2 separate regions of the Homo sapiens genome follow, and region 2 is linked to region 1. A link is a loop called in an ENCODE intact Hi-C map of the cell type or tissue named here. Cell type or tissue: psoas muscle. All regions are shown on one strand. Each heading gives the region's core, and the rest is flanking DNA. Links, peaks and the distances in the headings are about the cores only. Region 1 holds the start of ZNF385B (zinc finger protein 385B). Region 2 holds the start of LOC124900526 (small nucleolar RNA SNORA43).

Region 1 (15,385 bases), core at 4,653-12,652:
TGATATAGATGCATCCATTCATTCATTTAGTCAACCATGGAAGGCACCTGGGGTAGAGAGTAAGAAGTGTGGTGGCTTTGGAGTCTGAAAATATGGGAACAAGTCCAGTTTCTGTTATGCACTTGCTGGGTGACCTTGGGCAAACTGAGACTCTCTCTGAGCCTCATCTGATAAATAAAGATGGGGAATTAGGGTTGTGGTGGAATATCTCTTCTACAGGGTTATCGTGAGGATCAGTTTTGATCATATCTATGAAAACACTTTTTCAATCATTGGCAATCTCTAAAGGAAGAAAGGCCAAAGAGGATGAGAACTGAGAAGAAGTCTTGGATTTAAGAATCGATATATCCCTGATGGTGTTGGAAGTGGAAATTTGATTGAGGATGTGATGGGTCTGATTGACGAGACAGTGAGAAAGTGCAGACAGCAAGTGGAGGCAGTTTTTTTTTTCCCCAGGAAGTTTCTTGTTTCCAAAAATAGATTAAACTTTTAAATCACAGATTATGTCTTATATATTTTTATGACTAGCTCCACTCTAACTGTATAGAAGAGTATTATGTGCACACAGACTCTTAAAACATTGGTGAAATAAGTGCTGATGACAAAGGAAAGAACAAAGGAAGACAACAGCTTTAGGTAAAGAAAATTTAAGGAAGTTTTTGTTTTTAGACTTTTCTCATTTTAAAAACAGGACTCTGTTCAATATATTAATTGTAAGAGGTCAGAGTGAATAATGTAAGAAAGATGGAAGGTTTGCAGAGTTGCAGCCATTATCTCAAATGATGGAGCCAGGCAAGAGGAAGTGGGGTCAAGAATACTATGGAGGAAGGCTGTACTGAATGCAACAAGGGAAATTGGCGTTAAGACCACATAGACTAGGCCTTACCTTGGACAGAAAAAGAGAAATTCTGAGTCGTTTCTTGTCATGAGGAAGAAAGCTGATGATGCTCAAGTCAGATGGGTTCTACCTTCCAGGAATGCAAGAGTTAAGCTTTTCCTGCTGAATAGGAGGGTGGGTTGGGGTTTCTGATGTGTTTGAATTTCCATAAGAAGTTAATACGAGATAAGAAATGGATAGTTGAAAAGGACCTGGGGTAGGGATATCAGGATATCAGGAGTGATGAAAAGAGGAGACTGATTGTGAACTATAGGTTAAGAATAGCAGAGTGTGAGGGCTTAGTGGCTAGATAATTTAGTCATTTTTTAGTGCATGCAGGGCAAGAAAGGTATGCTGATGTTCCGCCAAATTTTTACCTCAGACAGCCTGACCTGATGGTATACTTTTTCTTCTTTCAATGGAAGGAGATAAGCAGGGAGCCTGGCTTGCAACTTGAAAATTGTTTACAAGAAATGAACTTTTGAAATAGAGGTGAGGAAAATCAATACGGCAAATTTGGAATTACTATGAAAAAGAAACATTCATAATTGAAATTGTCCAGAGGTGACACAGGTTGTCTTGAGAAACACAAGTTCCCAGCAATAGGGAAGGTCATCTAGGCCAGGTTATACAATAATTGGTTACAATTAAAACAAATGAAATTTAATTCCATTATTTTTTGGATAAGCTTAAGTGGCATTTTACCGCTAACCTAGCTAGGATATGCCTCTTTCTTCTGTGTACAAATGTGTTTTAATATTTGTTGGTTTTTCATTAAATAAAATTAATACATAGATAAGAAGAGATTAAATTTAGGTTTCAAAAACCCTAGGGTGTCAGCAGATATTTAAACTAGCTTGAGTGTCACAAGTCTGCTAAAGCTGATAGTGTATACTACTCATCTCTGCCAATGGCTTTTTGAAAAGCCCTTATTACTTTGATAACAAAAGTTTATCTGTGAATATATTCTACTTATAAAAAGTTTAGTTAATGCATAGTAGGATAATTTATTTTTATTATTTCTCTGTTTTTGGGCACTTAGTTTGCGTCCAAAGTTTCCTTATTCAAACTATGATATAATAAACCCCTTTGTACATACAGCTTTGCTTAGATCTGTTACTGTGACCCTAGAATAACGTGAGATTGCTGTGTTGAAGCACGTGCGCATCAATAAGGTAACTTCCCGAGAGGCTGTATCAATTTACAGTCCCATCAACAATGCATGAGAGAATCCTGGATTGTTTAATAGTCTCGTATAACGTATAACTACATCCTTAATATGATGAAGAAAATAAAATGTAAACTCCTGTCTTCCTAGATTTTTAAATCAGGAAAACTTAACATATGTGAAAGAAACATCGGATGGTATATGCCACAAAATACAATCGTGGAGATGTGTCCATGTATGTATTATGTGACTTATACAGTGTGGTTGAAATGTTGTCAATCAAAATGTTTATAAATCAATTTATATGGATGTGTTTCACATTTCTTTCAATCTTTCAGGCATTGATTTATTTTGCTTTGTTGTGATCATGCTATATTCCAGTTATCTTCTCCTTTTCTATTTTTTTTTTTTTTTTTTTTGAGACGGAGTCTTTTGCTCTGTTGCCCAGGCTGGAGTGCAGTGACGCGATCTCGGCTCGCTGCAACCTCTGCCTCCCAGGTTCACGCCATTCTCTCACCTCAGCCTCCTGAGTAGCTGGGACTACAGGTGCCCACCACCAGGCCCGGCTAATTTTTTCTATTTTTAGTAGAGATGGGGTTTCACCGTGTTAGCCAGGATGGTCTCGATCTCCTGACCTCGTGATCCGCCCGCCTCGGCCTCCCAAAGTGCTGGGATTACAGACGTGAGCCACCACACCTGGCCCTTCTCCTTTTCTTTACACATTATCATTAATAATTTTTCATGTTACTACAAATTTCTAACAAACATCATGTATGAGAATAGCTACATAACATTCCTATAATGAGATGTGTTTAACCATTCCCCTTAGATTGTCTTCAGATTTTCCTATTAATAAAGCTATGATGAATATTTTTGGTGGGCCACTTCCCCCGCATTTAACATTATTTCCATGACATATAGTTCTAGATTGAAATTGCCAACTGAGTCAACAGGAATAATCATTGTAAGAGTTTGATAAATATGGTACACTGCTCTTAGGAAAAGCAGTTGAGCCAATGAATATCAATTCTGCTAGAATTGTTATCTTAATAACTTTTTTAAAGTTTGCTAATTTGATGCTATCTCATGCTATTTTAAATCAATGTTTATTTTTAGCAGGCATGAACGTTATATATACCTTTCCTTTGTCTATAGAAAATAATCCTTTTAATTAATTTCTCAACCTTGGCTATTAATGGACATTTATTTGCTGTGGAAGGCTGTCCTATGTGTTCACATTTATTTGGCAGCATTCTGCCCTTTACAGCATCCCTGACTTGTAATAATCAAAAAATGTCTTCACATACATTGCCAATTATCCCATGGGGAACAAATCAGACCTTGTGAAGAAATTTGTTTAAGCAAATACGTTTTTAAAATGTAGTAAACTACCAATTTAGTTGATCTGTTTTGGAAGTTTAAATGTTTGTATCTAAAGTGAGAAAACTTCATTCATAAGTGTGAAAAAACCGCAAGTGAAGACAGTTCCAAATGTGAAGAGGCTCACAGAGGTCAGTTCAGAAAGTGTCATGATAGTGCCAAAGCTGAACGATAGGGAAACAGAGGCTCAGGAAATTTATTTCAAATGCCCAAGATCACTGTCCAAGAAGATGAAACTAGCATTTTTGTCCTCCGGGCTTCAGATTTTTTCATAACCCCACCCTATTGCTCATGCCACCCCTGCTCCCTGAATTATAATTCAGCTGGGTCCATCTCCTTTAAGAAACCTTTTTCAGAAAATCCACCTGAGCTACAATGATTTCTACCAGTCCCCTAGAATATGCCTATATTAGCATGGAGTTCTTCAGGTAATGTTTGATGTTTAAACGATTGTCACTTATACTCTAGCCTTGATCCTAATGGCTTGAAAACTCTTGAAAGGTGCTTGGATAAAGGGCTCTGTCCACAAAGGACTTCCATAAAATACCATCAATTAGCTCAGCTTCAATAACATTTTGTTTTTTTGTTGTTGTTGTTGCTAGGATTTTGATGGCTCCTTAAACTGGCCAAGTAGTGCCGGCCCCTTATAAAAAGAGGGAAATGAATTTTGGCCAGTAGCTGGAAACTGGAAAACGTGAGCAAAATCTATTTTCAAATTGAAAGGGTTATTAGTATATTATCTTTAATAAAAATGAGAGATGGGAAAAGGGATTGCCGAATTAGAAAATGAGGGAAGGAGCAGGGACCTGACAAGCAAAGTGAAAATGTAACATACTAAAGGGAACACAACAGGGAGATAAGTACTGGATAATAGGACAAGAAGCAACCATTGTTTGGTCTATAGTAAAACCATTATTATTTCTACAGCTTGTAAATTATAAACTCCATGTTGTTTACTATTGTATCCCTGGTGCTTAGTGGAAAGACTTGTATATTAAATACAGAATAATTATTGAAATGATTGAATGACTGCCTGGACCTGGCTTCTTGAAAGTGACTTCTTTTGTTGCAGCAGGAAATCAGATCCTGTCATTTACATGTGTGTGCATAAGACTGAAAAATTCCCAGCTGCATTTAAGCTTGCATTGAATATCTACAGCTGGTTTGGTAGTCCTAGGCACTGAAGGTAGTGCATGAATGCAAACAAAATATAAGAAATAGTTCCTAGCTTTAAGGGTCTGAAAACCTTATTGAAAAGATGAGATAGGAAATAGCTACTATCTTTAGGGAGTTGTTTAGGGAGGTCCAGCTGGTCATCCATAATCAAAAAATGTTGAGAGGTCAAAAGCTACAATGTATTCATAATTTATCAATAAATAGGGGTCTTTCTCCTCAGACTTCTCAACTTCTTTAAGGTAACCCTGCCTTAAGGAAACTAAGTTGAGAATGGCTTCAAAAGCTATGGTGACACTAGCTGTACACGTGAAGAAGAGAAAATGTAAAACCATGTACTATGCAAACGGATACTGAGCTGTTCTTTATAAGGCACTATGTATTAGGTATTATAAAAGACAAAAGAACCAATAGGATAGGATTTCTACTTTCAGCGGAACTTACAGTCTAATCAACACTTTTGATTAACCTCAAGAAGTAGCATACAAAGAACTTTTTACAGCTGAGATAAACTTGGGTTAGAATTGTGGCTCTGCCAATTTGTGATCTTGAGCATATCACAAACTTACTGATTCTCACTTTCCCCATTTGTAAAGTGGTATTAACAATTTCTCCTTCATAGGCTTCTCATAACAATAAAATGAGACAATGCACGTGTACAGTGTCTGGACACAGCATTCTTTGATAAGGGCTAAGTGTTGCCTATTTAGACATTAAAGCTTTTTGAAAGTTATTCAACACAGTAAGCTCAACATTAAATAAACATAGTTTATCTAAAATTATGATATTGGTTAAAATGGAAAACGATTTAAAAATACAATTTGAAATCAAAAGATACTAGTCATTGGGGAGCTTCCACAGTTACTAGGCAGTTATGAGTTACTTGCCCAAGGGAAGGAATTGAAAAACTGAGCCTAGAAAATAATGGAGCATTTTTGAAAGGAGTGTTACTATGTTCAGATTTATAAAAGGTGGAAGAAAAATCAAAATTGCAAATGCAGTTAAGAGAAGATTAATTATTTTATATTTATCTCAGAGCAAAGAGCCAAACTGGGGAATGTGTGTTAACCACAGTAATCACCTTGCAATCTAATCAGGAAAGGATTTGGGGTATTGTAAAATCAGTGTAGTCTTCATCTTGGGGCCCAAGGCAGTGCTGGATTAGGTTTCAAAGGGACAGATGCATAACAAGAAGCACTGTTATTACTGCAAAGCCATGGCTACAGTCTAGAAGGAATACTTTTACAATATTGATCACCTCTGGATATGAAAGATATTACTGCCCCAGAGAGGGGGCATGATGTCACAGCAAAGCACCAATTCCACTAGATCTCAAGAAAGCAAATTTATAGGAGGAAAGAGTGAAAACAAACAGCTCAGTCACACTTGAGAAAAATATTTAAATAATTAAATATCAAGATAATGAAATATCAAAATAAATCATAATGTGTTAAATGTAAAAAAGGAAGATGTATTAGTGAGCAAGGAATTTAAATACATGGCCTTTCTCTGCTAAGAGTATTCAAATAAAAAAGGAAGATGAAAGGGAACCCAATTTCCAGTTAAAAAATAATTATAGGCCAAGAGGACAATTCTTTTTCAAAGAATACTAAAGATTCACATAAAAAGAATTGCCCGACACAGAGAGAGACAAAAAGAATAGCACAGTTTCTCAAGTAGGCTTGAGATGTAAGGAGTTTTATATCCTTTCACCTTCCAAATACATATGCTACAGTTAGATTTTAAACAGATTTAAAAATGAGACAAATGTAAAACACAAATTGACAACTCAGGAACAACTTTCAGATTTACAGTTAAAATAAACTATACTTTTTCACACATTTTTAGAGATATAAGTCTAGGTCAAATTTGGAACTTCTACCTAAAATCATCTCATTAGCCTTAAAAATCTATCAATTCCATTATTTTTTTTCAAACATACAAGAAAATGATACTGAAAACTTACTGATCAATAAATCCCCATTTTTTTGTTACAATTCATTTTTATTTATTTTGAGTGGGCAGACCTCCTTAAGACAATTACTATAAGTGTCTTTGAAGAAATACTTTTTTTTTAACTGAGCCTGAGTTCGGACTGTTAAGAACAAATGTTATAAAACCTCTATCCCATTAATTTCTCACAACATGTGAACATTGAAATAAAATACAGAATTTTCTGACATTCACAAGATATTCAGGCACCCTTGTAAACAAATATAATTTAGTAGCCTATTAAGAAATGGGTTTTCTGCAGTCAAATGCTCCCCACTGAGCTATACCCCTCAACTTTGGGTTTTCTATTCCTAGGTAGTCCAGTTTTCTTCCATTGCAGGAGTGGTTTTCAAAATATGGCACCCTGCCTGGAGAACAGAGTCTCACTGATGGCTGCAAAGTGATCCAAAATGTCTGTAGGGCCTTGTTTTACAATATGACATCTTTAAAAAAAATTTCCGTAGGTTTTTGGGAGACAGGTGGTATTTGGTTTCATGAGTAAGTTCTTTAGTGGTGATTTGTGAGATTTTGGTGCACCCATCACCCGAGTAGTATACATCTTATGTATGAACTCATTTCCATTTCTCATATAGTAAAACTAAGGGAACTATGAAGTCTCCAAATTTGTTGATGTTCCTTGTTATCACCAAGTTCTTTATTCACTGGAAAGTGTAAATTTGTGAATGTAGTTAAAAGGAGTTCGTCTAGCTAAGGTCTTCAATATTTAGGAACTAATGCACTATACACTTCATAAACACAAAAGTAGAAAAAAAACCTTAAATTAATCCCTTTCTGTTATGTTCCTCCTTGATATTTGGGCTCTTTCCTTGATGAACTACCCTTCCAGTGTTGCTGCTATCCTGACCACTTTCCTAACGCCCCGAACCTAGGGCTATAGTTCTCTGAGTCGGTTTACTCCATTACTGCCAGGAGTGAGCCAGAATGTTTCCAGGAAAATGGTGCTTGGAGGCTTTGAGGACAGGAGAATCCCCTATGTCAGATAACACTGTAAAGGCATGTTCAATGACAAATTATACAATAGAAACACATTTGCATCAGAAAATCGAGACAGAAGCTGTTTTTTCTCTATATATTTAAATATTGTGTTTTTAAATTTAATGTTGTTTCCATATTGAAGTGCGTTTACAAAGGAGGCACTGCAATTGTTTTGTGCTTGGGGCTCCAGAGGCCTTAATCCTGCCTTGGCTAAGGACGTGAAGGGCAGGATTCTTAGTCAGTTATGTCACAGGTGAATAATTGGGAGTTGTCTGCATGTATTTTATGCTTCTTTCAGCTGTTAGGAAATGCAACCCTCAAATTATTCTCTGCCGTGAGTCTTAGCTATAGGTGATTAAAAATAGACAGGGAGGAGGGAAGGATATAGTTGCAGTTTGCAGGACATAAAAAATGCACATGCTGCTAAACTGTGCAAGCCACGGAGAACACTTCTCACAGGTGTTCCACTCTGCAGAGGTTACTCATTTGCCTCCAAGTGCAATCCAAGGTGTTGACTGGAGACTTTAAGGGGCCCTCACCCCTTTCTCTGCATCTTAGATTCCTGGAGATATCAATACTTACCTGAGCTCAGAGGCAACCTCGACAACCACGCTGTCCCAACTCTGAAGTGCATGGCACTGGAAGCTGGGTGTTTTTCTCATGGAAGGTTTTTGCCTCTGGAATTTCCTGCTTGTCCCAGTCTGCCAGAGCTCCATCTTACTGACCTTCAGGGACTTGTGAAAGACGTGTTTTCAACATAACCTTTATTGATGACAAGAGACCTTAAGATCATAATTTTGTGAAAGATAATTTAAGCAATTATCATAGCTCATGTTCTTTTGGGTTAAAATGATTGAATTTTGGTGCTGTCCTTCTGTAGCAACTTCAAATAAGGTACAGTTTTAAGAATAAGCACACCAATAAACGTTTGTTCTTAGTATTGAGACTGCCGACCTGGATGTGAAGATATTTGGATTCTAAAAATACAAAAACTGTAAGTCAGATTTATGCCCTTTCTCACGCTGGTACCTCAAATGTGCTGGTGCTTGCAATAACTCTACATTCCAAGGTGCTTAAAAACACAGCCTGCTCCCTTAGAAAGCTCTAGGATGGTGTGATTGTTTGTCACATCTGAAGCCCACCCTGGGAGAACAACATTGGCTTTGGCTGGACGTTAAGATATTTATTCTAGACGATTATGCCAAGACATTAACAGCTGCAGGATTATTTACGTAGTGTCAATCATCTGAGACAAGAACCAAAGAAAAATATTTTAAGATCATCTGGTTAAAAAAAAATCCCTGCTATATAACACAACTCTCTTGTCATTTATGACTATTGAACTTCTCCCCAAAGAAGTAATCTCAGAAAACTGCTCTTTTAAAATTATTTTCCCTTTCTTAAGTGTTCTAAGTGCTTTCCCTTTCAGAACCAAGCACCTTGGCCATGTTTGCACTAATTTTCAGAAGATGCCCTCTACATCAGGGTAACCGATGACAGGTTTTAGTTTTGAAAACTTAAACACGGAAAAGAAATCCGGCGAAAATGAGCCCCCCGCCCACAACCCTTTCAGATCTGCTGCGAGGCTGCGATGCCTTCTTGCGCTCCGGGCCTTCCCGGCTCCGCCAAATATGCCGAAGCTGCTAGCTGTGCTCTGCTAGCCCAGGGGTGGTCAAAGAGGAAAAACAAATAGTTGGTCTGACGATCTCCAAGAAGAGAGTTTCACTCTGGGTTGACTAATATTGGAAGCATCCGCCCCATCGCGGGGCTTGGCATCTAGGCTTTGGGACCTCTGCCATTGCCAAGGATCTCTTCGGGGACCCGAGCCCCCGGGCTGAGGACCGCGGGGGACCCCAGGTCGGGACGGAGCCTCCTCTGGCTCGCTGTGCGCGCACGCCTGGAAAGGCGGGATTTAAGGCAGCGATGCTGCGGGAGGCTCTGCAGTGTCAACGAGCCCCCGAACGGTTCCGCCTCATTCCCTCTCTGTGTGCCTCGCAAGTCTCTGCTTAGTAAACCGTCACAGCTTCGGCGCGCGAGAGTGGCGTTGGCACGTCCAAACCCCGGGGTCCTCGGCCAGGCCAGGGGGGCGGGCGTGCGGCGGGGCCGGGCCGGGCCGGGCGCGCCCAGCGGGCTCCGGGCACACGCCCCTCACCTGGGCGAGGCCCGGTGCGCAGGCGCTCAGCGCGGGGGCAGCGGCCGGGCGCTTAAGCCCGGCGCGGGCAAGAGTTGGACAGTTCAGGGGCCGCGCCGGGCCGAGCTGTCGCCCGCGCCACCTCCACCGCCGCCGCTGCTACCGCCACCGCCACCGCCTGGGCTGCAGCAGATCGCGGGAGAACGTCTGCGCGAAGCCCCGGTGCAGCCCTGGCGGGACCGCAGCAACCACCGGAGCGTGAGCAACAGCTTCCCGGCTGGAGGAGCCACTGCCCCACGCGCCCGCGGCCCGCGCGCCGAGGTAAGCTCTGGGCGCCCAGCCCAGACCGGCGCCCCCGGACTGGGCGCCCTCTGCTTGCCCGGCCCCCGCCCTCCTCCGCAGAGCGAGCCTGCACCTGGGCGCGCCGCCCGAGGGAATGGCCAGGAGCCCCCCTCCCGGTAGAGTTTGCACTTTGTCTCAAGGTCCCACTTGTAGAGGAGGGCGCCCAGGCGCCTGTGGCTTCCACGACCTAATCCTAACTCCTGCGAGTCCCTGGAGTTAGGATTAGGTCGTGGAAGCCACAGGAGCATACTCCTCTGTTCCCCAGGGTAGGCTCCAATTCCCAAGGACGGATGGAGAGGGGAAAGGACGAGGAGAGTGCCCCGCTATGTTTAGCCGCAGCGCCTCGTCACCTGGGCTGGAAGTTTGGGGTTTGTCTTTCTCTCAATGACCGGGAAATGGGTAGTTAGGGGACCGAGGTGTGTGAGGAGGGTAGCGGTCGAAGCTTGGGGTCGTGGGAGAGTTCTGCAGCAGAACCCAGATGAGATGGGGGCAGAGGAGCAGAGAGAAGGTCCCCGAAGTTTGCACTTGTTGGGAGCCCTGACGGGCGGCCTCGGCCACTAAGCGCTGGTGAAGGTGTCAGGGAAGGGTGGGAGGACACTGTGGGACTGCGGAAGGGACGAGGAGAAGGGGAGGGGGAGGACCATCTGTTTCGCCACTGTTATGTGCGGGGGCCTGTGGGGAGAAGGGAGAGCTGGCAGGACGATGCTTCCCTAGACTCTGGAGGACACACAGTTTTTATGGTGAACCTGGATAGGGAGTGCTGTTCTTCAGGGGAAATAAATTGCCAAGAAGTATCCCCCCTCTCCCCACGCCCATGAATACAAAATAACGCAGTTTTGGAATGCTCTCAAAAGTTCTTGGGTTGGGAAACGTCTTCTTTCATTTTCATACAGAGATGAGGTTTGCATTTCCTTTTGGTTTTGCTTTGCTGAGGAATATCACACCAAGGGGAATGCAAACTTTGTCAAGATGTAGTAGCAAAAGATGTTCCTATAGAAGGAACAAAACATTTCTGTTATAGGGCCTAGCCTAAAGCGTGGAAACTGGCAGCGTCCACACAATTCATGAAACGGTAGGAAATGCATTTATCTAATTAAAAAGAGGGCTTTTCATAAAGTCAATAAGCTACATCTTAGGTAAGTTAAAGGCTTTGGCTTGAAAGAACTCCCTTAAATGTTCCAAGGCCAAATTTCACTGGTTTTCAGAGTCCTTTAATCTTATTTTGATGCCATGTGTGCGTTGAGTATGTGCTGCCCCTTCCCTGTAACAGATAAATGCCTTTAGAATGCAAAATACAGCATTGCAAGTTCTGTTACTTGAGGTTTTTAAGATGAAAAAGATGCTTATTTGATCAAAGTGTTGGTTGTTTTTCAGATTCTATATTCCCATAAATTAAATATTTGTGGATTTATAATTTACACTCTTACCTATTTCCAAAAGTGATTTGAGGAAGCTTGGGATAAAAACCACAAATCAGATAGCTATTCTTGTAGATCTCCTTGACCTCTCTTGGATGCATTTGTAGTAAAATGCTTTGGGGAAGGTGAATTCTCCTAACAAAGGAAAAATTACTGTCCATGTTGGAATCATCTTGGTGATACAATGTTTTGCAGCATAGTTTCTTATGTGCTTTGTTTGCAGTATATTATTTTACATTACATAAGTAATGATCTCTTTATAGAAGTTTAATAACCACTAAGTATCATCTATATTGAAAAAAATGTTGATATTTTACAGCATTTTAACAATATACAGATTCACAGAGCAAAAAGAAAACAATGAATTTAATGTATTTTTCTTCAACTGAGGTACAAAGGAAACCAAACGGAGGTGTCTCCTCTATAGTCAAATCAGAGAGGGAATTGTCATTAGTACCTGTCACCCAAATATGGCCAATTAGTGAGACCTGTCAGCAGCTGGAAGATAACTTTAAAAAGTGTAACTATTAAATGAGGATCGATCAAAGCATATCAGGTGCTCTCAGCATTCTTTTTCTCAGGCAAGTGACCTGATTCAGAGAAAAAAAAATCTTTCAAAACAATTCTGAAAGGTGAAATGCCTGTACAGACTAATGCTATGTGGAGTTGGGCACCATGAAAAAGACAAGGATCTTAAGTCCCTGGACTGGCCACCCCGCCTCCCCTGCCCTTAGACTTTTTTTCCAAGCTGAATTTGAAGATATCATTGCTTGATTTTTCATAGCAACAATTTATATTTTAAAAATTGAGCAATTAGCTAACTTCTTACAGGAGTGAGTCTTTGTTCACATAAATAAAGGGCAAAATTTGCTCTGCTGTTCCCATAATATCCTATATGTCTTCAAAGATCTAAAGAACAGGGAGTGTGTGTCTGTCCCAGTTTCCCACCGCTTTTTATGTGTCTCTGGTTTTTATTATAACCCCTCCACGCCGTTTCATTATCTCTATTTTGCCACCACCCCAATTCCTGACTCTGTCCCCACTGTGTCTCAATATGGTCTTTTTACCTTTTCTTCTTCTTTCTTTCTTTTTTTAAAAAAATTTTTGGGGATTTCTCTTGATCTCTGTGGTTTTATAGATTATAGGTTATCTCCTTTTTGCTCTTTTGTATGTTACTTTTTATTCAGTTGTTTCTTTTTATTAGTGCTAGATTATTTCTTCCTGAAGTGACATCCTAGCTCTACTCTCCCTCCAAAATTTTATATTTACATTTTGAACCACCTAAGAGACAGCTTTATATTGCTCTTATGTGCCTCAACTCTACCAGGTTTAAGCTCTAATTAACATCTTTCTCCTAAGTGAACAAGGGTGACTTTGTGTCAATTTTAATATTTCTCCTAGTCACTGATGACCCTCCCAGTATCTTTGCTTTCCACATAAAATTCACAAAGTCCCACAGACTTCATCTCCATGATGCTTTATGATGCCTGCTTCTTCATCTTTCTATTCCCATGGTGGCTATTTTTTTCAGTCTTCTTATCTGTTTCTAGAGGCTGTCACAGTGGCTTCCTGACTCGTTTCCCATCTCCATTCTCTCCCAATTCATTTCACACTTGGTTGTGCAGAATAAGCTTCCCAAAAGAGAACCAAGCTTAATCACTGGCTAGTAAACTTTTCCTTAGTGTCCTACCAAGTGACATATAAACCCCTCCTCAAACAGTGAAGACCCTCTGCAGTCCAGCCTCAAAGTAGCTCTGCATTTTTTTTACTTTGATCTCGTTGGTTGGTTGATCCAGTCATTAATTTATTAATTTATTCAGTGAATATTTGAGTGCCTACTACATGACAAGCACGGCACTAGGTGATAATTTTAAAAGCACCATGTGTATTGGCTCCATGATACATTTCAAATATTATTTTTCAATGTTGGAATCTATTAAAATATAATCTTAAATGGTTGGAATGGGGTCCCAACAATCCCACTAGCTCCCCCTCCCTACCCTTAGTAGTCCTGAGGCATCGTCATAGAGTCCCAAGTCTCCTTGATACAATTTGAGACTTCTCTAGGCTGAAGGCAGTGTTTCCTTAACACAGCAGGTCTCTGAGCTCTGTGTCGTTGCTTATGTTGTTCCCTCTGCTAGGAAGGGCCCTCTCACTTCCCTACAATTATTTCCACTTGTCGAGAGAGTCAGTGCAATTGCACATGCTTCCTGATCTCCCTCTGCACTCCAGCTTTTGCTCCAGCAAACTCTGTTATATTTTGCTTGATCTCTTCCGTGTGGACTACGAGTCAGTGTCTTCCTGATATATATGTGCTTTGTGCATTCTCCCCTAAGGGCACTGCACCAACCTTGCCTAACATGGGACCTTCATTTCCTGAAATACCCAGCTCAGGGCCTGCCATATCATAGGACATCAACAAATAATTTAACTAGTTGGATTGAATTTTACCGAGTTCTGTAGTACCAATTTGTGTAATAACTGTCTTTTATTAACACCTCAACATGGTTTTTATAGTAGAACCAGTGCTTCTTAAACTTTAATGTGCATGTAAATCATTAAGAAAATCTTATTAAAATGCAGATTCTGGTTGAACAAGTTTAGGAATAAGCCCAGGATTATGCCTTTCTCACAAGCTCCCAGGTAATTTTGAAATAGGTGATCCTTGAACCACGCTTTGAGAAGCAAGGTGCAGTAGATGATGCTTAACAGACTTGGGATTTTCTAGCAGCCTCTGCCTCTCTGCCTGGAGATTTTCCTACAGTTTGTTTTTGCTTCAATATTATTTTCTATTTTGAAAGTACTGTGGGCTTGGATATGCTTTCTGAAGCTGAATGGAAGGTTTGTTTATTCCCTTGTATTTTTACCTCATTTTACTGATACATGATTGCAGTTGCTAGTTCTCCTTACTACATTTTTCTCTGGCCAGTTGCGTTGCTTTGTTAAATATTCCTTCTCATTTCCCTATTATTTGCAGATTGCGGATTGTGGCTGTTCTCCTTTCCCACTCTGCTTTGACTTTTTTTTTTTTTTTTTTGTCTCTGCTGTCTCTGTTTCTTAAAATTCTCTTCAGGTGCCTTGGCTGACTCTATGCCCCACCTGTTTTCCTACTGCTTCCAAAATTTTTTAGCAAAAGGAGCACTGAAATAGGGCGCAGGAGACTCAAGCTCTCCTTATTGCTAGGGTGAGATGTTGGGCACAGCTGTTTCTTTTCTGGGCTCCTGTATCACTTGTAGATGAAGGGCGTGGGTTACTTCCTGGGTCTACTTAAGCACTAAAATGCCATGTGGGATCTGCACGTGGGGCAGAAGGAGGAGCAGGTTGAGGGGAGGAAACAAAAATCTTCTGATGATCCCGGTGCTGATGTATGCCCCCGTCTGGTGTTCCTGTTTCAGGTTCCTGTTCTAGATAAACAACTTGAACTTTAGTTGTTATTCTAGCACTAATTGAAGAAATATTCTTATTTCTTAAGAAAATGAATATTCCCTGGTATCCTCTAATCCAGTTGTTCTCACTCCTGGATTCACACTGTAATCACTTCAGGAACTTTAGAAAAACAGTGATGCTCTTAGCCATTTCTAGGGGATGGTTTAATATGTCAGTATTTTAAAAATCTCCCCCTTTCCAGCCTGGATGGAGAACTATAGTACCTGGTCTGTAAAGGCAGTGTAGTGCGGTATTTAGGAATGCAGTGTTTTTCCAAGTCAAACCATGGCTTAGCCACTCACCACCAGATTTGAGAGCTTGGGGCAGGGGTTACTTAACTTCCTTGGCTTTCAATTTCTTCATCTGTGAAATGGGCTGACTTGGTTATAGGATAATGACCCTGGAGCCAGCAGTAGAGTACTGTGCACACTGTGGTTGTTCAAGAAATGGTAGTAGCTGTTTATCACCATAATCATACTATT
Region 2 (15,385 bases), core at 204-8,203, 74 kb before region 1:
AGGTGTGCATGTCCGTGTATTTACTGCGGAAAAGAGCACAAGTTCCTGTGGCTGAAATGGAGGTATCTGCTTTTAGGAAAAGACTCAGATTTCATATAGGGTAACTTAGTACCATTTAATTTGAATACTATTTGGCAACTGCAAATTAAGTCTGACTGGATTTTTAATCTTACCATTACCCCTTTCTGGCTGTTGACATTTAGGCAGGTCTTTGAACCTCTTAGTTTTTTACCTGTACAATGGTACAATTATAGCACCTCCCTCAAATGGTGGGTGATCTCTGTGGCATACTTAGTGCCTGCAACTAAGTGCTCAGTGTGCTATTATTGCTGTTACTGGTTTTATTCTTAACCATTTTCATTAAAGCTGACATAATACCATTAGACCAGGAATTGCAAACTCTAATACCTACAGGGGCCAGGTGAAAATCACAAATGAGACAAATTGGGTAGTGAACTGGAGTCATTTAAAGGCAGCACCATTTACTCAGCTTCATCCAATTCTGCCTGTTAAAATGAAGACAAGGTTGACCATCTCCCTGGTATTTGAAAGAATTAAATAATCCGAATTTTTATGGAGCTTCTGATTTTTAAATGTTGACTATTAAATAGGCCAGAATTAAGCTGTCCAAACAAAATGATCTACAGGCAAACTAACTTTACAGTAGCTAATTTGTGACTCCACTCTAGACCCTCAAAAACTATTACTTAATTTTGGAATGGCACTGTTAGACATAGAAGGTCATTTTTTGGTTTCTGCTCCTCATAGAGTGGGAAGATAAGGTCCTTCATCTTTCTTGAAACACCTTTTACTTTGCTAACCTCAGTAATCCCCGCTAGCTAAATTGCTCTAAAACTTTTGTCAAGTTTTAGTTCTGCATTTCATTGGCCTACTCCCTCCTTGTAATCCAGGGATGTAAAATACAATTCGTTTTTCCTAAAATCTGCATATTTTCTAATCTCCTGCAATTGGTTCCACCAATCTCCCATCACCTGAGTTTTCATTGCTAGTCTATATCCAAATCACCAAATTGCTTTGGAAAACTTTGGCATGCACCCCTATCTTCCCACACAAACTGCTGTCACCATAGTTCTGGCCCTTTTTACTTTTTCTTTTCTGTTTCAACTGTTAGACAATAGTTTATTGTTTATCTCTGCTGTGTGTCATATACTATGCTAGTTGCTGAGGATATAGCCATGAGCAACGGGGACCTCTTCTCAGTTGAGCCTAAATTATTACAGGAGGAAGCAGAAAATAGTCAAGTTTTTTAAAAAATAAAAACTTATACTTTGAAAAATGTTAGCCATTCAGAAAAGCTGAGAGACCACTTAGGTATCATCTACCTAGATTCAGATTAATCGAAAGCATTATTTTCATCTTGTCACTGCCTTATACATTGAAGCAATGACTCTTCCAGCCCATAGGATAAATGTAAATTTCCACCCTGTTACTTTAGTTTCTTTAAAGTCCAAGTTCAACCTGTGTTTTCTTAATGTTTGCTCTAGGAGCTGCCATCCTTTAAGCAAGACGATGTGACAGGCTTGTCAGTGTCTGATTTTTACAGGAACAACTGTAAGGTAAGAGATATCCCAATTTTACAGCTTGCACGCTGGTGTTTACCCAGCTAAGACATGGCAGAGCCAGGACTGCATCAGCCACGTGATCCCGCTTGACAAATGAAAACGTTTTTTGCTGATTGCCTTGCTGCACAAACACTGCTGGACAGGGCTGGTTATTTACTGTCCTGAAAAGACATTGTTCTTTCTCATCTCTGGATGTCTGCCTCCAGTGTACCCTCCACTTGAAATATCCTTTTCTGTTTGCCTATCCAAATCTTTCAAAATTCAGCACATCTTCCTTGCTACTCTCATAAAAGTAAGCAATTCAAGCCCCATGTGTTAAAAGACCCTGTAATCAGTACTTAATGCATTGTGTATTGAGATCATTTTTATCATTTATCCTTTTTTTAAAATTTCAGCTTTTATTTTATTTTATTTTATTTTTTTCGAGACAGAGTCTCACTCTGTCGCCCAAGCTGGAGTGCAGCGGTGTGATCTTGGCTCACTGCAACCTCCGCCTCCCAGGTTCAGGTGGTTCTCCTGCCTCAGCCTCCCAAGCAGCTGAGATTACAGGCATCTGCCACCATGTCTGGCTAATTTTTGTATTTTTAGTAGAGATGGGGTTTCACCACGTTGGCGAGGCTGGTCTCAAACTCCCGACCTCATGATCTGCCTGCCTCGGCCTCCCAAACTGCTGGGATTACAGGCGTGAGCCACCCTGACTGGCCTCAGCTTTTATTTTAGATATGGGGATACACGTGTAGGACTGTTACATGGGTATGTGAGACCCAGGTAATGAGCTAGTACCCAATAGGTAGTTTTTCGACTTATGCTGCCATCCCCATCCCCTCCCTCCCCTCTCTAGTAGTCTGTGGTGTCTATTGTTCCAATGTTTATGTCCATATTAGCTCCCACTTACGACCGAGAAATGTGGTATTTGGTTTCTGTTCCTGTTATCTGCTTAGGATAATGGCCACTGGCTGCATCCATGTTGCGACAAAGGACATAATTTCATTTTTTATGGCTGTGTAATATTCCATGGTGTGTGTGTATCATGTTTGTTTTATCCAATCCACCATTGATGGACACCTAGGTTGATTCCACATCTTTGCTGTTGTGAATAGCATGGTGATGATGATATGAGTGTGTGTGTCTTTTTGGTATAATAATCTACATTATTTTGGGCATATATACCCAGTCATGGGATTGCTGGGCCAAATGATAGCTCTGTTTTATGTTCTCTGAGAAATCTCCAAACTGCTTTCCACAGTGGCTGAAGTAATTTACGTTCCCACCAACAGTGTGTAAGTGTTCTGTTTTCTCAGCCTCGTCAGCACCTGTTGTTTTTTTTTTACTTTTAATAATAGCCATTCTAACTGGTATGACATGGTATCTCATTGTGGTTTTGATTTGCATTTCTCTGATGATTGTGATATGGAGCATTTTTTTCATGTTTGTTGGTCACTTGAATGTCTCCTTTTGAGAAGTACCTGTCCATGTCTTTTGCCCATTTTTTAATGGGGTTATTTATATTTTGCTTGTTGATTTGTTTAAATTCCTTATAGATTCTGGATATTAGACCTCTGTCAGATGCATAATTTGTGAATATTTTCTCCCATTCTATAGGTTATCTGTTTACTCTGTTGATGATTTATTTTGTTCAATAAATGGTGCTGGGATAACTGGCTAGCCATATTCAGAGGAATGAAACTAGACTCTTACTTTTTACAAACTTTTTTACAAAAATTTTGCAAAAATTACCTAAAGATGGATTAAAGATTTAAGTGTAAGACCTCAATTTATAAACGTCCTAGAAGAAAAGCTAGGAAACACCCTTATCATTTATCTTACCCCCTCAAGCAGATTATACAATCATTGGGGGCAGGGGTTTTGTCTTAAACATTGCCTTTCCCTCTGCATCTTGCCATAGGCCAGAGTTTCTTAACCTCAGCACTGTTGACATTTTGCACCAGTTGATTATTTGTTGTATGGGGCTATCCTATGCAACATGGGATATTCAGCAGTGATCCTGGCATTACCTGCTAGATGCCAAGAGTACAAATCTCCCAGTCCTGTAGTACATCTCCAGATACTGCCAATTATGCCCTGGGAGGAAAGATTGTCCCAGTTCATTACCATTGTCATAGACCTAACATTTAGGAATTACTCCAGTGGATGGCAATGATGGTGCTTGTCCTACACAGCATCACTTTTGTATACTCAAATAAAGCTCTGTAGACTTATATTGCCCTCTTGTTTTTGTGAGGACAAAATTTGTTTTAAATGAGGAACTCATTTAATAGAGTGGTGTACAGCAATGTTCCAACTGTTTTTATTTGTCAAGATACTTTGATATTCTAGGGAAATAAGTAGGTTTTCTGCAAATATAAGCATTATTATTTGCCTGTTAATATGATTGTCCCATACAGGTTCTGGTTTCTTACTGTAGCTGTAACCAACTTTTATCTGAGGGACAACTAGCTGTGACTATTGAATTATTTTAATGCTATGTTAGAGAATTAGATAATTAGGTTATCTAATACCTGAATACCTTCATTTTGTTATGTCTGTATTTTTTAATGTTTTAATAGACTTAATTTTTTAAAGCAATTTTAGGTTCACAGCAATATTGAGCAAAAGGTACAGAGATTTCCCAGGTACGCTTTGCTCCTTACGTGTGCATAGCCTCCCCATTATCAACAACCCCCACCAGGGGGTGCATTTGCTACAATTGGCAAACCTACATTGACACATCATCACCCAAAGTCCATAGGTTACCTTGGAAGGTTCACTCTTGCAAGAACCTTAATTTTTTTTTTAACCATCTTTTTATTTGTAAAGACAGGGTTTTGCTATGTTGCCCAGGCTGGTCTCAAACTCCTGGGCTCAAGTGTTCCCCCCGCCTCAGCCTCCCAAGTAGCTAGAACTGCAGGCACATACCACCTCACACAGCTAACACCTTAATTTTTGATCAGACACTTCAGTGACAGTCAAGTGGTTGTTAAAGTGAATTACCTAGTTGTTTTATCAGTAATTTCATGGATTACGATACCTAAAAGATTGAGCAAATGAGATTGAATCAACTGCAAGTCAGCTTCTCTCCTGGTAACAGGAAATCCTGGAATGAGTATCTTTGGTATGAGTTAGGAGTCATTGTGAGTTCCATTCTTTATATAGCACCCTATTTTGTTTAACCATAGATCTTCCCTGCCCTAAAACTATTTTTGTGACTAATATATGTGAAGCCCCTGTGAGAGCTGTACTGAACATTTGCTGCTTTTTTGTCTGAGGATTGTTCCTCTCTCTGATGAAATGATTCTAGTGAACCAGCTAACAAAATAACTTTCTGGCCTGGCCACTCCTAGTACCCCATTCCCCTGGGCACTGTAATTGGTTCAGGAAGGAGCATATGACCTAAGCTGGGCCACAAGGAGTTCTTCTCTCGTAGTTTTTCAATTTGGCCATGAAACACATGGCCATGTCTAAAGGCATAGCAGAGCAGGAAGGGTGTTTATTGCAGCTGGAGCAGTCACTGACCCATAGAAAAAGGTAGGGTGCAGTAGGAGAGGATTAGTGCAGCTCAAAAGGAAGCAGGGCCCAGAGAGAGGAGCAGAATCTGAACAATTTTGTTTGAGTCCCTGAATTGAGTTGTGGCTGAAGTTAGCCTCCCAGTTATATGAGCCAATGAATCCTCTTTCTACTTAAGCTACTTTGGTTTGGATTGGTACCACTTGCACTAAAAGTATCTGTATTAATTCAAGGATTTTCCTGTTGATGGATAGTTTGAATCATTTGGTACAATCAGCTATTCCCACCATCCTATACTTTTGCTTGCATACTTCTGCTTGCAGCTCTTTAACTGTAGATGGAAATAAGTACAGACTCAATAAAGATGCCTATGGAAAAAATACAATAAAGGACCTTTGGGTGTCTCTTAATATTTTATGGAAACATCTAAATGAGAGATTTTTAGATGAGGTTGATTGTTTCACTAGAAATCACTGCTCCATTTTTATAAATTACAGAGAATCTCTCCTTTAACAGCACCCTTCCTGGGCTTTGAAATGCACTGCACAGGTGCAACAATTCAATTCACAAACAAAAATTGGTTTTATATTACCAGTGAGAAGGACTAAGCATAGCTATTTTGGGAGTTGTAATACCTCCTTTAAGCCACAAAGATACTTGAGCACATTACCTTAACAACCAATGTATTCTGGAGATCATTTTAGAATATGAAATACTGAACAGCAGGAACGTTGTGAACATTTTCAATCTTCTTACACAATATAAATGTAGTCTGAAAATCCCATTATACACAAGTACAACAAATACATACAGACCCTTAAAATACAGGAAAGAATGTGAAAAATAAGTATTATCACCATTCCTCAAGTTTCTAGAACAATTTTACTCTTCTCCTTAATATAATTTTTTGTCCAGAAAAGGGAAAGACTAAACTCATGGATAGTTATCCAAAGGAGAGAAGAGAAAATTGTTTGTGGTAAATGAAAGATGCTGCCTACAGTAGCACAAATAATCCCATTCATGGCTACCAGCTTGCTACGCATTGCTTACTTATGCTGCAGGCAACTATTGTTGAAATGACAGGAGGACAGGAAGGCATGAGAAAGGGGCAGACAGCTACTGATGAAAGAGTCATCAACTACTGTAGATACTTCTTGGAGATTGGAAGTTGAATTTTACATTTCTTTATATCCCCAGGTTTAATAAAAAAATTGCTTGTAGGTGTTCAATAAACATTTGATGAATGAATGGGGAACAGTTCAGTTATTTTCCTTGAATCCTAGGCAGGATGATTTGATACACTTTGGATTCTTGAGGTTTTATGAAATTTTAAATGCAAGGCAAACTACTATTTACCCAATTGAAGTCCAAATGTAAGCATTTTATGGTAAACCAGGAGAAAGTAGAAGGCAAAAATGCATTAGCTTAAAACCTAGGACACCAAAATGAAGATCAAATGTATGCATGAAAGTGTGTTAAAGAAAATCATTGCCCTGCCCTGCAGATGCTATCCTGGACTTGCCAGCCCCATAGACACAGTTGCTGTGCTGTGCCTGTACTATTGGAGCAAAGAAAAAGTGGCTATTTCTATGCTCAGTGTTCACAAACCAGTGAGCACTAAGAATGGTTTATAGCCTGACATTTCTTAGAAAAGAAGAAGAAGAAAACTGTTGCATAGTATCAGCTAAATTTGGACATAAATGTTTCCTATGATTCAGTAATTCTTTTTTTTCTTTTTCTTTTTTTTTTTTTTTTTGAGGCACCATCTCGGCTCACTGCAACCTCCACCTCCTGGGTTCAAGCACTTCTCCTTCCTCAGCCTCCTGAGTAGCTGAGATTACAGGCATCTGTCATCACACCTGGCTGATTTTTGTATTTCTTTTAGATACGGGGTTTTACCATGTTGGCCCAGCTGGTCTCAAACTCCTGACCTCATGATCCACCCGCCTCAGCTTCCCAAAGTGCTGGGATTACAGGCGTGAGCCACTGTGCTTGACCTGATTCAGCAATTCTACTCTTAGATATTTATTCAATAAAAATGTGCACACAGGTGCAACAAAAGAAATGCACAACAGCCAAAATTGAAAATAACCCAAACATTCAAATTTGTGTTATATTCATGCAATGGAATATACTATACAGTAATGAAAGTGATAAAACCACAGCTACATGCAATAACATGAATGTGTCTAACAAGCATATATGCTGAATACAGAAGTCAGACAAAGGAATGCACATTATACGATCCCATCTACACGAAGTTGTAAAACAGGCAAAACTAATAGAGTCAGAATAGTGGTTACCTTTGAGAAGGAGAGTGGGGTAATGTTGAAGAAGGGATAAATGTTGGGAAAAAACTACTGGGGTGTCAGTAATATTCTCTTCTCAGACATAAGTGTTGGTTACACAAGTGTATTCATTTTACATTGAATTGTGAATCCTTAGGATTTGTACACCTTCTGTTCAGTAGAAATAGCAAAAGAAGCTATCTAAAAGTCTCCTAGAATAACCTTTGCTTTTGACCTTCTTTTCAACTCAAATACAGCTGAAATTGTTGCCTCATCTTAACTGTAGACAAAGATGCATGAAGTGGGAGATTATAACATGGCCACAAATTTCTCTAATTCCTCTTATCATCAAGAGATATACTCCTTATCATCAAGAGATATACTCCTTATCATCAAGAGATATACTCCTTCACTTCACCCTTGGTACCAAAATAGATACCCAATACCAAATCTGAGTTTTTATCTGAACCATAATTAGAATTTCAACTTTTTTACCCCAGGAATATTTTTTCACACCTCTGTGAGAGGTTTAAATCCAGCATATGACTTAATTTGACCAATGGAACATTAGCAAGTATGATGCATGCAGAAGCTCGAATAGTTCTTGTGCATAGAGGATTGGCCTCTCCTGATGCTGGATATCCTTTCGTCACCAAGAGAATGAGCCCCAGTTAGCTTGCTGGATGATGAGAGATCATGGCCATTTTTCTAACCAACATTGGGCCAACTGCCACACACAGTAGTAAACCCACTTCAGACCAGTCAGCCTGCCAAGTGCCAGAAATGTGAGTGAGCCTTGAGCTGTCTGGCACTGACCAGAAGGACACCCAGCCAACTCTCAGAACTTCAAGAACTAATAAATGTTTGCTCTTTTAAGCCACTAGTTTTAGAGTATTTATTAATAGTTTGCTACACAACAAAAGCTGTCTGATACAAAAAATAATCCCTGAACTTTTTGCACAGCAACTAGTGTAACACCGCATAATGTTATAAACTTAAATTTATTTAATCATGAGAGAGATTTCTTCTTCTGGTCTTTTCTCCTAAGTAGTCAGTTTTGCAACCTAAAACCTCAATATTTAGCTTCACAAATGTTAAATGTTTAAAATGCCTCTTTCATTGTTTTTGTCATTGTCAGTTTTGTTTTGTTTTATATATTAGCCTCTTTGAAGGCTTCAGGAATGACCTTCAGATATGTTAAGGTTTTCCCTGAAAGCCATGGTATTACTGTTTCTATCACCATGGTTTAGAAAATAACCGTCAAAACTTGTTCAGCAGCTGCATGATTTCTTTTTAATGGATACATTTTCTGTCAGAGAAATGTTGAACAAATTGGCTATGGAGGGTTGTGGAATCTCCTATAAGCCTTTGAAAGAAAGAATTCTCTCTTATTTGAGCATGTAAGGCATCTCCTGTTTGTTTGAGCTCTTGGTCCCTACTGACCCTATGGTTTTATTGTATGCCAAAATGCAACATAAAGAAGAAGGCCAAGGCTGGGCACAGTGGCTCACGTCTGTAATCCCACCACTTTGGGAGGCCAAGGCAGGCAGATCACCTGAGGTCAGGAGTTCGAGACCAGCCTGGCCAACATGGTGAAACCCCATCTCTAGTAAAAATACCAAAAATTAGCCAGGCGTAATGGTGGGCACCTGTAATCCCAGCTACTCAGGAGGCTGAGACAGGAGAATCTCGTGAACGCATGACGTGGAGGTGCAGTAAGCTGAGATCATGCCAGCCTGGGCAACAAGAGCAAAACTCTGTCTCCAAAAAAAAAAAAAAAAAAGAAAGAAGAAGAAGAAGAAGAAGAGCATCTCTGCAGTGTAGCAGGACTGCTGTCCTACCAATTAAGAACATTAATTTTTATAATGTTCTTAACTCTAAGAGACTTGTGGTTCATAATCTGGGTTTTTAGGAGAATCCTCTGTATAATCAATCAGCTCTGTTGGCTGTGTCATTGTAGGCGATGCCCCTATCTCTTGGTTACTGTTCATCTGGTGTGTATTACTGATCAGAAGTGTAGGGTGGAGGAGATTCTGGTGAATGGTTAACATACTATATGGACACAATAAAAAACCCAACCTAAGTATATGCTCTACTGATAGAGGCGCAATAGTATCACCTTTAAAAAACAACTAGGAGTAGTGTAGGGAATGCTGCTATCTTGCTTTTCTGTTGGTCTCAAGTACTTTAATCTGAAAAGGGTAAAAACAAGTTTATGTGGTGGATGTTTTGAAATATTAAGTGATACGGTTCTCTTTCTCCTTCCATCTCCCCATTATTTTCTATTACCCAGTACTCCCTTTCTGCTTTTAAGTTATTAGACAGGGGGCCACATTGTGCTCACTGGGAGATGTCCCTATAGAACCAGAGAACAAAGATGTCAAGTCTTGGCTTTTGAGTTTCAAAAGCTGTAGTACAAGAGTAAGTCAGAGATACCTGGAGAAGAATGTTATGAGGCAGAATTCATTTTTATAACTCCAATTTAAGATAAGATTTCTCTAAACTTCAAGGGAGAACAGATGACCCCATATAAATTTGAAGTTGTCAAAGTTAATGCTATGGTTTGGCTGTGTCCCTACCCAAATCTCGAATTGAATTGTATCTCCCAAAATTGCCACATGTTATGCGAGGGACCCAGGGGGAGGTAATTGAATCATGGGGGCCAGTCTTTCCCCTGCTATTCTCGTGATAGTGAATGTGTCTCACCAAGATCTGATGGGTTTATCAGGGGTTTCTGCTTTTGCCTCTTCCTTATTTTTCTCTTGCTGCCACCATGTATGAAGTGTCTTTCACCTCCTGCCATGATTCTGAGGCTTCCCCAACCATGTGGAACTATAAATCCAATTAAACCTCTTTTTATTCCCAATTTTGGGTATGTCTTTATCAGCAGCGTGAAAACAAACTAACACAGTAAATTGATACCAGTAGAGTGGGGCATTGCTGAAAAGATACCTGAAAATGTGGAAGCGACTTTGGAACTGGGTATCACGTAGAGGCTGGAACAGTTTGGAGGGCTCAGAAGAAGTTAGGAAAATGTAAGAAAATTTGAAACTCCCTAGAGACTTGTTGAATGGCTTTGACCAAAAGCCTGATAATGATATGGACAATAAGGTCCAGGCTGAGGTAGTCTCAGATGGAGATAAGGAACTTGTTAGGTACTGGAGCAAAGGTGACTCTTGACTTTTGTTATGTTGTAACAAAGAGACTGGTGGCATTTTACCCCTGCCCTAGAGATCTGTGGAACTTTGAACTTCAGAGAGATGATTTAGGGTATCTGGCGGAAGAAATTTCTAAGCAGCAAAGCATTCAAAAGGTGACTTGGGTGCTGCTAAAGCATTCCATTTTAAAAGGGAAACAGAGCATAAAAGTTCAGAAAATTTGTAGCCTGACGATGCAGTAGAAAAGAAAAACTTAGTTTTTGAGAAGAAATTCAAGCCAGCTCTAGAAATTTGCATAAGTAGCAAGGAGCCTTAACCCCAAGACCATGGGGAAAATGTCTCCAGGCCATGTCAGACAACTTCCCAGAAGCCCCTCCCACACAGGCCCAGAGGCTCAGGAGGAAAAAATGGTTTTGTGGGCCGGGCCTGGGGTCCCCATGCTGTATGTAGCCTAGGGACCTGGTGCCCTGTGTTCCAGCCACTTCAGCCATGGCTGAAAGGGGCCAATGTAGAGCTCAGGCTGTGGCTTCAGAGGGTGGAAGCCCCAAGCCTTGGCAGCTTCCATGTGATGTTGAGCCTGTGGGTGCACGGAAGTCAAGAATTGAGGTTTGAGAACCTCCACCTAGATTTCAGAAGATGTATGGAAATGCCTGGATGCCCAGGCAAAAATTTGCTACAGGGGCAGGGCACTCATGGAGAACCTCTGCTAGGGCAGTGAGGAAAAGAAATGTGGGGTTGGAGCCCCCACACAGAGTCCCTACTGGGGCACTGCCTAGTGGAGCTGTGAGAAGAGGGCCAAGATCCTCCAGACCCCAAAATGGTAGATTCACTGGCAGCTTGTCCCATGCACCTGGAAAAGCCACAATCAGTGCCAGCCCATGAAAGCAGCCAGGAAGGAGGCTGTACCCTGAAAAGCGACAGGGGAGGAGCTGCCCAAGTCCATAGGAACCCACCTCTTGCATCAGTGTGACCCAGATGCAAGACATGGCATCAAAGGAGATCATTTTGGAGCTTAAAGGTTTGACTGCCCTGCTGGAATTCGGACTTACATTGGCCCTGTAACCCCTTTTTTTTGGCCAATTTATCCCATTTGGAATGGCTGTATTTACCCAATACCTATACCCCCATTGTATCTAGGAAGTAACTTGTTTGCTTTTGATTTTACAGGCTTATAGGTGGAAGGGACTTGCCTTGTCTTGGATGAGACTTTGGACTGTGGACTTTTAGGTTAATGCTGAAATGAGTTAAGACTTTGGGGGACTATTGGGAAGGCATGATTGGTTTTGAAATGTGAGGACATGAGATCTGGCAGGGCCAAGGGTGGAATGATATGCTTTTCCTGTGTCCCCACCCAAATCTCAACTTGAATTGTATCTCCCAGAATTCCTACATGTTGTGGGACAGACCCAGGGGGAGGTAATTGAATCATTGGGGCTGGTCTTTTCTGTGCTATTCTCATGATGGTGAATAAGTCTCATGAGATCTGATGAGTTTATCAGGGGTTTCCACTTTTGCTTCTTCCTCATTTTTCTCTTGCTGCCACCATGTAAGAAGTGCCTTTTGGCAGGGCGCCATGGCTCATGCCTATAATCCCAGCACTTTGGGAGGCCAAAGTGGGTGGATCACAAGGTCAGGAGATTGAGACCATCCTGGCCAACATGATAAAACATCGTCTCTACTAAAAATACAAAAATTAGCTAAGCATGGTGGCACATGCCTGTAATCCCAGCTACTCAGGTGGCTGAGGCAGGAAAATTGCTTGAACCTGGGAGGCGGAGGTTGTGGTGAGCCAAGATTGTGCCACTGCACTCCTGCCTGGTAACAGAGCTAGACTCTGTCTCAAAAAAAAAAAAAAAAAAAAAAGTGCCTTTTGCTTCCCAACATGATTCTGAGGCCTCCCCAGTATGTGGAACTGTAAGTCCAATTAAACCTCTTTTTGTTCCCAGTTTTTGGTATGTCTTTATCAGCTGCATGAAAACAAACTAATACAGTTAAGGAGGCTTGTATTCTGCTGCCCCTCTTGGTTGCCTAGAAAAGGACAAGCCCCACAGAATTCTTTGTATCACCATAGCACTAGAGAGTAGGTTAGAAATTTCTGAATATAATGAATAGACAGAAGAATCGTAGGAAGTCTTAGAGTCCTTGTAAGACTCAACCAGGAGACGGAAGTAGCCAAAAGACTTTTCTGTGAAGATGACACTGAGAACCTGTGAATTTGTGATGCTGGGCTTCATAACAAGGAGGAAAAAAACACAGCAGCAGATATAATGTGGAACCCATGACTAGAGGACTAATGAAAACTCAGACACTGCTGGATTTTCCAGTGTAGAAGAGTGATGATAACTGAAATATTTCAAGATAGGCCCATGACAATCAGGAATGAGACACTCAACCTAGGGGAGAAAATGAAGAGCAAGAAAATAATGAATTCACTGGATTTACCCAAAATTGACTAGATTAACTTTTCTACTACTAAACAGAAAAGAATTCAAAATAGGTGTTGAATGCAAACAAAACTGTATACCTTATGATCTAGAGCAGAGGGGTTGTAACAATAATGCAGGGCCAGATCATGAAGAGCATCGTTAACTGTGCTATGGGGAGTCATTGAAGGGCTTCAAAGACAGGGACTTACAGGATCAGCTCTGTGATTTAGTGTTTCTCTCTAAGCAATGTGCAGGCTGGATTAAAGAACAGGCATATTAGAGGAAGGTGCCTAAGTGACAGAGTAGGTGGTGGGGAGTCATTGGGAGAGAGATGATTCATTGTTGAGGGACTTGCTTAGGATAAGGTTTAATTACACTAGATCTAATTTCTATGATAGGACACAAAACTTCTATTATATTGAAAGTAACTTTATCAAGAAAAGATTGAGAATCTCTAGGATCAAATCCAAGTTAATGTAATCATAATCCTGCCTGGATATAGGAGAAATAACATAAATTTATCTGAAGAACTTAATTTTGTATAGGAAGATTTAAGAGATAGTCTTATGTTATTTGAATATGTATACTAGCTCCTTTGCATCCACTTAGGGTGTAGAATATAGAAAGTCACAAGGAAACATTGCTCCTACCCTAATAAGAATGAAAGGGGATAACAAATTCATAGGTTTGATTCAGCAAAAGAGCTGAGGATGCAAGAAAAGACTAATGAACTAAATCAAAGTGAGAGAAGAAATCCTCAGCTACTCCATCCTTGTAGAAAAGCTGGAGGAGGAGGAAGCTGCCACAAAAGCAAATAAGAAGAAAATGGCTGAGCTTTTTAACATATTTTTAAAAGCCAAATAAAGGCTGGTATGATGATTCAGAAACCCTAAGTGGCCCATATACAAAGACAGTTTGCTCGTTTCAGATGTTTTCCAAAGGCCTCCACTGAGTCATTGCTGGCAAGATTGGGGAAGGACAGAGAAGTGGAGAGATCTATCCTTCAGAAGCACAGGCTAAAGTATGAAGGAAGACAGGAGAATGGAGGGAATTCCATAAAGCACTATGGGCCTGAGAATGGGGAGCTTTCTATGGTTGGGTGAGGGGTAGGACACTTGTGAGAGATGTCACTGCTCTTCTTAGATACAGGTGTTCTGGGCCTGCTGAAACCTGAAGGTAAAGCAGGACAACTGCGAGAAAACTTCCAGGCATTTCAGGCCTCACAAGTTTAAAGCAGCAGCCTACTGGAGCTGAGAGATAAATTAAAGAGCTGACAGATAATCCCCTGAAAAACAGGTGCACTAGGCATACCAAAGGCTAAAGTCAGGGAAAGAGAACTTAGGCAAACTCTCCAATTACTCAAATCTCAAGCTGTGCTAAAGGGAATATTCTAATCCTACCCTCAAACCTTTGAAGTCTGTGCTGAACTAAATCTAGAGCATCAGAAAGTCTATACTCATCTCAATTACAGATAGTTTAAACTTCTCTCATTAACAGCCTGACTGAAAAGAAGGTACCCTTTTCTAAGTGAAAGTTTTATTTGCTTTCATCTCTATTCCTTTATACACAATGTTAGCATTTAATGAAAATTATGAGATACACAAGCAAGTAAAATGACTCATAATCAAGAAAGAAAATAGCCACTTGAATAAGACCCAAAGATGATCGAAATGTTGAACCTATCAAAGTGTTTAAAATAATCATGATAAACTAGCTAATGGTACTAGTAGAAAAGGTGAATAGTATTTGTGAAAAGATAGGAAATAACAGAAAAGCTGTAAAAACTATTTTTAAAAGAGCCTAGATATGAAAAAATATGATGACAAAGATGAAGAATTATTTTGTGGGCTTACAAGCCCAGAGTACATACCACAAGAATGATTTTGTGTACTTGAAGATAGGTCAATAGGAATTATATAAACTGATACAAAGTGAAAAATGAGAGAGGAAAAAGTGGAACACATGTCTGAGATAAGTGAAACAATATAAAATGATCAATCATACATGTAATTTGAGTTATAGAAAGAGAACAAAGAGAATGAGGTCAAAAATCCTAAACTGATGAAAATCCTCAGTGCACGTATTCAAGAAACTCAGCAAACTCTAAGCTGAATAAATACAAATTAAATTACACATAGGCACATCATAGTCAAACTGCTAAAAGAATCCAAGATAAAATGAACATCTTAAAAGCAGCCAGAAAGTAGAAAACACATTGCATACAGATTAATGACAATAAGAATGTTGACAGACTACTCATTAGAAACAACTGAAGGCTAGAAGACAATGGAACAATAGCTTCTAAGTGCTGAAAGAGTAAAACTACAATCTAGTATTCTATACCCAGCAAAAGAATCTTCAAGCATGAAGGTGAAATAAAGACATTTGCACATGTAGAAAATATGGAACGATATTCCTCTTTATCA

Evidence for each region. Peaks named below come from ENCODE experiments on the same cell type or tissue, not always from the same donor. Only the 100,000 strongest peaks of a DNase experiment are listed, where the experiment ranks them.
Region 2: a loop joins it to region 1, with 4 times the contacts of the local background. A loop is called at or near these places in 2 of 110 quality-filtered maps.

Annotation. Positions count from the first base shown.
Region 1 is chr2:179,855,754-179,871,138 of GRCh38, reverse strand. It overlaps ZNF385B (zinc finger protein 385B), which reads left to right and starts at 9,527. Exons shown (of 10, transcript NM_152520.6): 1 at 9,527-10,038. MIR1258 (microRNA 1258) reads left to right here and starts at 10,231; the gene lies at 10,231-10,303. In psoas muscle, for the core only: no CTCF peak of the experiment used is centred there; a DNase peak (open chromatin) is centred at 9,608; H3K4me3 peaks cover 2,964 bases; H3K27ac peaks cover 4,026 bases.
Region 2 is chr2:179,925,747-179,941,131 of GRCh38, reverse strand. LOC124900526 (small nucleolar RNA SNORA43) reads left to right here and starts at 6,594; the gene lies at 6,594-6,731. In psoas muscle, for the core only: a CTCF peak has its summit at 4,241 (motif pointing right); no DNase peak of the experiment used is centred there.